2 separate regions of the Homo sapiens genome follow, and region 1 is linked to region 2. Evidence: chromatin contacts called from ENCODE Hi-C data. All regions are on one chromosome and are shown on one strand. The core of a region is the stretch at or near the end of the contact, and the rest is flanking DNA. Distances in the headings are between cores, read along the strand shown. Region 1 has its middle 450 kb from the start of HINT1. Region 2 has its middle 430 kb from the start of CHSY3-AS1.

What was found. Hi-C counts contacts between places; a loop is a spot of excess contacts on that map.
Region 1: a map of endothelial cell of umbilical vein shows a loop between it and region 2 (2.9-fold over the local background). The contact joins two enhancer-like sites. A Hi-C loop is called at or near these places in 2 of 168 maps with a recorded cell type or tissue (Calu3 and endothelial cell of umbilical vein).

What each region holds. Positions count from the first base shown.
Region 1 is chr5:130,708,751-130,713,180 of GRCh38, reverse strand. No RefSeq gene overlaps it. Among named protein-coding and RNA genes, the nearest start is that of HINT1, 450 kb to the left of the region's middle. Within about 2 kb of position 2,505, at least 2 of the 41 ENCODE cell types and tissues checked have a DNase peak (open chromatin) inside an H3K27ac peak, as active enhancers do; they include endothelial cell of umbilical vein, where a contact is called at or near this core.
Region 2 is chr5:130,331,407-130,335,619 of GRCh38, reverse strand. No RefSeq gene overlaps it. Among named protein-coding and RNA genes, the nearest start is that of CHSY3-AS1, 430 kb to the right of the region's middle. Within about 2 kb of position 2,364, at least 2 of the 41 ENCODE cell types and tissues checked have a DNase peak (open chromatin) inside an H3K27ac peak, as active enhancers do; they include endothelial cell of umbilical vein, where a contact is called at or near this core.

The DNA.
Region 1 (4,430 bases), core at 1,256-3,755, 380 kb before region 2:
ATTATCATTGAAGTTGCATAGCACTGTTTTCTGTTATGTAATTCTAAGAATGCTAAACCCTGTTTGAATACTATGATATAAATTGTTTACAGATAAAAGTAACACATTTGAAGATTTTGAAATGAACATCTTTCTATAACCAAGAGGAAAATATTTAAGAGATTGTTGCATATCTATTGCAGTATCAGAGAATTTAGATTCAAATCATTTTTTTATTGACATGGAAGAATTTTTGCCTTTCATTCACAAAATAGGGTAAATGAAATCTAAAAAAAGGAATAAAAATTTTACTTCCTAGAAGAGTTAAACTAATCTTTCTTATCTAAATTTTCCCTATTTGGAGTATTCTCTATGGGGTTTGACTTTAATCAGTAGAAATTCTAAATTTACAACAAGGTAGTTTTGGGGATGTCATCAGGTGACCTATAGGAAGAACACTACATCTGCATTTACATTTCGGGTTGCCCATTTTTCAGGATAAATGAGGAGAGTTTGGGATGGGGAGTAGAGACAGCAGTGAGTCCCTCAGTTGACATCTCACTGCCTCTTACTGTGACCTTTGGCTGCAGCTGAATTGTTTTTTTAAGTTCCTACAGTAAACAGAATTAATATTTAAGCTGCTTGCTGAATGAAGTAATAAAATACATCCTTGATGTGTTGTTTTATGGCATGGGCCACTGAGATGTTTATACAATGCCAAATGACTTACAAAGGGATTTTTTTGAGGTGAACATCCCTTTAGGTAAGATAAATCACTATGCTAAAACAAATAAACAAATAAAGGTTTACTATAGACCACTTCTAAACTACCTTTCCTATATCTCACTCCTTACTGTCTACAAAGAATCCTGTAGAAGAGGGTATTGGAATGGTTGTGTAAAATCAATAGTAATTAGTCCTGGATACAATACACTGGAAAAGACACACAAGTGAACATGTATGTGTGTACACAGGTATGTATAATATATGTGTTCTCTTCATCTATATAAAATATAAAATATTAAAGATATGCATATCTGAATGTATATATGGGTACATGTCTGTAATATTTTGTAAATATAAAAATTACTTTGTACCAACATGAGCTGTGTTTAGTTGTTTCACTGACTTAGACAACCAGTCTCTCAGAAATGAGGATTCACTTGTTTAATTTCTATAGTTGCTAAGATAATACCATACACAAACATTTACTGCATAGTTGATGACAACTACCCTAAGAAGTAGGGTTTTCTCTGTGTCTTTGTGAATGCTATTCTTCCTTGAGTGGTTTTTCTCCCTCTTACCTCTACCTTCTTTGTGCTGTCTTCCTGGGTCACAAAACAACATTGACGTTCCTTTATGAATTTCAAAACCACTTGTAATTTAGACCAGTACTACTCAAAATGTTCTGGAGCTGCTATGCAAACTGATACCTGCCCACCACAATTAGGGAGGTACAGGAATTGAGGGTAAACAATTAGGAACTTTTGGAGCAATTTGACTTTACTGAGATATCCAAGCAGAATCTCTCATAACTTCTTATTGTATTTTATAATATATTGGTCTACTATAGATCAGAAATTAAAAAAAGACAAACATGAAAAAAAAACACCTTGGACTTTCACCACAGATGGTTTGAGAAGCAATGATCTATGTGACTGTTTCTTGAACCTGACTACATATCAAAGTTCCCCGGAGAAACTTCTTAAAAAGCACAAGATGGATAGTGACTGGAGCTAGGCTCTGTTAAAAAAAAACTATCCAGGTTATCTTGATGCACATCATGTTTGCAATGTCATTTGAACCATATCTGTTTAATTGCTGCAGCTAATTACATCAAGACTCATCAATTTTTGATGATTCTAGTAGAATTGGATGCCATGTGAGCATTGATCTTGTCCTCACTGCTATGCCTTCAGCACTAGACTTATAATTGATACACAGTAAGTGATTAAAAATTCTGGATAAATGAGTGAATGCATCATGTCTTCATTTTGTGGCCTCTAATAGATTCTTGGGATGTAAAAGAACTCATTTTATATACATATGCAAATTTAAAACCTTCTATAATAAGTCTGACATCACCTGTGTCCTCTCTGTGTTTGTGTTATCAGCAAGTGAATTTCTCAGTACTCCCACATCACAAACCCCAATTACCACTCCATATGTTTCCCAAATTAGTAGCTAATAGCGTTTTCCCAGGCGAATGTATCTAGAAATACCCAGGGATTCACTGCTATACCTAAGTCAGCAATGGTTCATCTTTCTCCTTGCTGTGGAGGAGAACTTGACCAGAGGAGTCCACTTCCCCTGGCCCGGCAGCTTCTTGCATGGGAAACTAGCTGCTCCTGCTGCTACTTGGCTGATGATTTACCCTATAGCACATTTTATCTTTACGTAAACACACAAAGTCCTTTCACGTCTTTGTTCCTGTTCCCATGCCATGACTCCTTCCTGGAATACCATTCTTTTATTCTTACTCACTAAATAAGCTCTTCTACTCCTTTTCTTCGGGCCCCCTTCCTCTGATTCAGCTGAGAAACAACTACTGTCTGTCTCCATCAAAGCTAATTTTCTGCCTCCTGTTTTCCCACCATACTTTGCCATTCTAGACATCTGTTGCATATCATTTTTTCTGTTACTTAACTAATGCATCAGTCTTCATTCATTCTCCTCCCAGACTATACTCCTCCTGGGTTCAGAGCATATCTCATTCATTTCTGTGTTACCTTTGCTTATCTCAGTGCTGGCTTCAGAGTAGATACTTCAGAGATGCTATTTAAATCAGAGTTAGGGTAGTTAGAATAGGAGAGAATGAGGACTCTATGGTGCTCAGGTGCCATGCATCCTGCAAAGAGAACATGAAAGGACATTTTTTTTTCCTTCAATAATTACATGGACTCCTTCAGTGATCCCTGTGTCTGTTGGGCCTTGAGTAATTACCTGCAATCTCTGTCTTTGTGAGGCTATTAATTAAATTCCTTTCGGTGCCCCAAAAGTGGACATTTCTTGTCTGTATCCTTTTGTTCTGTCCACACAGGAATACTGCTGCTGAATTCAGTCTCTTCCAAGTTCAATAAAAGAAATACATTTTCTTTCAGTATTCCTCTCTTTGCTACAATCTGGACATAGGTTCCTTTATTTTGTCAAGATAATGGATATTAAAAAATAACAGCCAATATATTATTTTGTTACTAATAGTCCCTTTAGCACTTGAGTTATAAACCTTTTGGAGGCTCAGTGATTCTGTTCTCTTTATAAGGGGGATTTCTTTTTGTTCTTTCTGTCCATCAAGACAAACAGATTTCCTCTCTGATGTGCTTTTATATCCAGTTCACCCTTGCACTGGGGATATAGCCTTCTGGAGTGCCAACTGCATATGGAGTCTTCTGTTCGATTCTGCATCTTGTAGGAGCTAGGATTAATCTTTGGCTCACTGTTCCTGTCATAACATCAGAACAGATACTCAGGGACACCAGGCTCAGCAGATGCCTCCAGGTGAAAGTCAGGTGGGTTGGTGAACACTTACCTATCCCTATGCAATGTTCTTTCACTTTATTTTTTGGCTTCTGATTATTGATTAGTTTCTTGCCAGCTGAGGGAAGAACTGATATGCATTAATATTTACTTTCTAGAACTTTAATTTCTTTCAGTGAGTATGACATCTGGGGGGGCGTCTAGGATATCACATACATAGACCCAGAAGCCTAAGCATATTTTCTCAGTGTACTACTTTAGATAATTTTTATAGATAATTTGAATGGCAGTCCAACTACCTTCTTGGGATGGAAGAGGGAAACATACTTAAGAACAGAACATAAATTTGCATGTCAAAACTTATTTGGCCTTAAGAATAATTGTAAAATGAATGAGAAAATGGTACAAGAGAGCAACATAAGGCTTAGAAATTTGAGAGTAAATGCACTTTGTCCAAAAACATAAATAAATAAAATAAAGGTTAGGGAAAAAATCTTTATTATTTGTGGGTGATGAGAACCTTTCATTAAATCCTTCTTTGGTGTTTTTGAAATCTTTGCATTTTTATTTAAACGTGGGTTGAATTTGTCATATACATGAATTGCTACAAGTTTTTCTTATTGCTTCTCTTTTCAACAGACTTTCTCTTCTTGATGCTGCTGTCTTATTTTTTCAAATCTTCAACTTCCTTTTAGTTGATTCTGCTTTAAATTAGTCTCCCAATCTGTTTCCTTCTCTCTCCCCATAGGTTTTTTTTTTTCCCAATTCTTCCTCTGACTCACAAACATACGAGACAGACATCTTGCTCACAGACTTTTCATTCTTTCCCTCCCCTTATCTCTGACATTTTTCTTCTACTCTTTTTACGTGAAAGAACTATTTTTTACAGAAATGTTTCTTCTCTTTTTCAAATTTTTGAAAAATTAGGCAGCATATGAAGAATCTTGGAAACCTGAAAATAAGTGATTAAAAGC
Region 2 (4,213 bases), core at 1,115-3,614:
ACTTGTCAATGTTTCCAATACCATTTTTAAGTAGTCTATAGGTTCTTAACTAAGTCAAAAAGTTACAATAACTCAGTGCTAATTTTCCATACAAATACAGGTCATTTTCTTTCCAATAGAATTTGTTTAATTTCACACCAAATAACCAGTATTTTAATTAGTCATGCACTGACTGCATACCATTGTTTTGGTCAACAATGAATTGTCTGTTTGAGAGTGGTCCCATAAGATTATAATGGAACTGAAAAAAATTCCTCTCACCCAGTGATATCATGGCCATCCTAACACTATAGTGCAATGCATTACTCATGTGTTTGTGATGACGCTGGTGTAAGCTAACCTACTGCTCTCAGAATGAATCCCTGTAATTAAGTGATACATGACTGTATTTTCTTATAGAGCAAATTTTCTCACATCTTTTGCTCCAAATCATCTTGGTTTATTTATACTTTCAACTGAGACAGAACAAAAAGGACCAGGTTTACCCTGCTAGCAGAAACAATGAAAATCAGGGTAAAATATATGAAACTATAGTTTTCAAGATATTGGATATCAGGAAAAAAGGACAATGATCACTGAAAAATAGGAAATAAACAAGCTTAGCTCTGCAGTTGCCACAGCTTACTGCCTTCAGTATTCCAGCCAGTGGAGCAGGAAGAAAAGACCCAGACACAGCCTGGTAGACTTCCTGATTTGAGATGATAAAGCTGGAAATCCAAGGAACCTAAGACACCTCTAATTACTCTAGTATACATACTGCTGTGATACTACCTAATAAATCTCAGGAATAAGAACTCTTCCTAAATAACTTAACTGCATCTCAGAACAAAGGTCATTCGTATTTATCGCAATGAAAAAATCCCCAGCACCTAAGAAGATAAAATCAACAATGGCTGGCATTCTATAGAAAAACCATATAAAAAGCAGGAAAATCCAACCCCAAATTAGGCGGAAAAGCAACCAATCAGCAGCAAACTAGAATTAACACACACATTATTATTAATAGGCATTAAAATACTTATTATAGCTGTGTTTCACATGACTGAAAAGCTAGAGGAAAGATTGAGCATGTTAAGTAGAAACATAGAAGGTTAAAAAATACTCCAAATCAAAATTCCAAAACTGAAAATTCGTACAGAAATAAAAAATACTCTGGAAGGATTTGATGGCTGATTGGATATTGCAGGAGAAATAATCAATAAACTGGAACACATAGAAATAGAAACTATAGAATATGAAACAGCAAAACCCTAAAAAATAATAATGAAGAGAAGATAAGGGAACAGCGTGACAACTTCAAGCAGCCTACCTTATGTGTGATTAGTATCCCAGGAGGAAAGGAGAGAAATGGTACAGAAAAAAAAAGCTAAAGAGGTTGTGACTAAAATATCTTACAAATTTGATTTTAAAAACAGAAAAAAAAAACCCTATAGTGCACAGTATGAAAAAGTTCAACAAACCCAAAGGTCGAAAGACGCATAATTTTAAATCTTCACCAAGCATATCATAATCATATGGCCTAAAGCTAGTGATAAAGACAACATTTTAAAAGCAGAGAAAAACAGACATTATATAACGTAAAGAAATAAAGATGAGGATGGCATCAGATTTCTTATCCAAAACAACAAGAACCTGCAGATAGTGGAGCAACATCTTTAAAATAATGAAAGACAAAAAACATTAATTTACAAATCTATCTATACCCATCCAGTGGTAGGGAGAGTCGGAAGGGAAGGATTACAAAGGATGCAAAGAAACTTCTAGGAATGATGTATGTGTTCACTGTCTTAACTGTAGGGTCAAAATTTATCAAAATGTATGCACTTAAATATATGCACTTTACTGTATGTCAATTATATTTCAATAATGCTATTAATTTTTTAATGAAGTAAAATTTGTTCTGGTGATTTTCACATTTTTTTTTAATTTTAAGTTTTAGGTTCGTCTTGTCAAATTTTATTGTAATCCCTATTGGAATATAAATCTGAATTCTACTGATTTATGATGTAATATAAGAAAGAACTGACAATATTTGTCACTTTGACTCTATGTTCTTTATATGTGTGTGCGTCGTATTTATATCTGAAATGTCAAATTGTCTAAGATTATGATCTTTCCAATTTCCCTTTTTATTTAGTCTTTGAACCATATATCCTCTCTTATCTGTGGTTCTGCTTTCTATTATCCGTGGTTTGCTTTACTTACCTGAGATCAACTACATTCTAGAAAATATGAAGTAGAAAATTCCAGAAATACCAATTGTTAAGTTTTAAATTACACACCGTTCTGAGTAGCATGATGAAATCTCACACATCCTGATTCACCCAGCCCAGGACATGAATCATTTCTTTGTCCAGTGTATCCACACTGTAGAAGTTACCAGCCTGCATCACTTATTAGCTGACTTTGCTTTCAGACCATAGAGGTATGGGTACTCCTTATGTTCAAGGAACCCTTAGTTTACTTAATAATGGCCCATGCATGAGAGTAGTAATCCTGGCAATTTGGATATGGCAAAAAGAATCCCTAAAGTGCTCCATTTAAGTGGAGATGTAGAAGTTTTGAGTTAATAAGGAAAGAAAAAAAAATCATATGCTGAAGTTGCTAAGATCTACAGTAAGAACAAATCTTCTATCCATGAGATTGTGAAGAAGGAACAGGAATCCGTGCTAGTTTTGCTGTTGCACTTCAAATTGGAAAAGTTATGGCCGCGTGATAAGTGCTAAGTTAAAATGGAAAAGATATTAAGTTTGTGGGTGGAATATGTAAACAGAAATGTATTCCAATTGATGGCAATCTGGTTGGGTACCATCAGTGGTTTGGGCATACAATGGGGGTCTTGGAACATATCCCCTGTAGATAAGAGGGAAACTACTGATTTCAAAAATTCCTCAACTAGGGCCAAGCGCAGTGGCTCATGCCTGTAATCCCAGCACTTTGGGAGGCCAAGGCAGGTGGATCACTTGAGGTCAGGAGTTCAAGACCAGACTGGCCAACATGGTGGAATCCCATCTCTACTAAAACTACAAAAATTAGCCAGTGTGGTGGTGCATACCTGTAGTCCCATCTATTTGGGAGGTTGAGGCAGGTTAATTGCTTGAACCTGGGAGGGTGGAGGTTGCAGTGAGCCGAGATCACGCCACTGCACTCCAGCCTGAGCAACAGAGTGAGACTCTGCCTCAAAAAAAAAAAAAAAAAAAAAAAAAGCCCCAATTAGCTCTTCCCTATATAAATGGAAGTGGAAATATTCCTTCACTAAAGGAAAACAACTAGTTTCTTTCTCCAGAAACATCTAGTTGCTATCCAATAACATCTCGTTCCTTTATCCAATTCCAAATGCAGGATCTCTGATAAGATTCAGAACTGGTTTTTTGGGATCTTATAAAATGTGATTAACTTATCCAAATCATAGTGGGAGGAATGATTATAAGTGTTTTCCACTTAGAAACAGAGGAAAAGGTACTGGCAATAGTGGTTTCTGGTCCATAACATATCCAGGTGGGTAGAAGAAGTTTTCCTACCCCTTGAACTTTATGTAAGTTCTTTGTTCTGCCAATCTTGCTGCCCAGAGCTCTGCTCACTGTAGGGTCTTTCTTCCTTGTTGTCTCCACTACAATACTTCAAAGGTACACCACGAAGACTTCCACTTCTGGTGACTAAACCAGTCCAGCAATTCAGTTGCTGTTCATGTCAGTTTTATGAAAACATTGGGAAGATACTCCAGGACATTGGTCTAGACAAAGATTTCTTGAGTAAAACCTGAAAAGCATATATAATCAAAGCAAAAATGGACAAATGGGATCACATCAAGCTAGAAATCTTCTGCACACCAAAGGAAACAATCAATAGAGTGAAGAGACTATTCACAGAATGGGAGAAAATATTTGCAGACTACCCATCTGTGTTAGTCTGTTCTCACACTGTAAAAAGAACTACCAGAGACTGGGTAATTTATAAAGAAAAGAAGTTTAATTGACTCAGTTCCCCAGGCTGTATAGAAGGCATGGCTGGGGATGTCTCAGGAAACTTACAATCATGGCAGAAGGGGAAGCAAGCATGTCATCGCATGGCAGCAGGAGAGAGAGCACAAAGGGGGAAGTGCAACACACTTTTAAACAACCGGATCTCATGAGAACTCTATCATGAGACAGTACTAGAGGAATGGTGCTAAACCATTAGAAACCACCCCCATGATCCAATCACCCTCCACAAG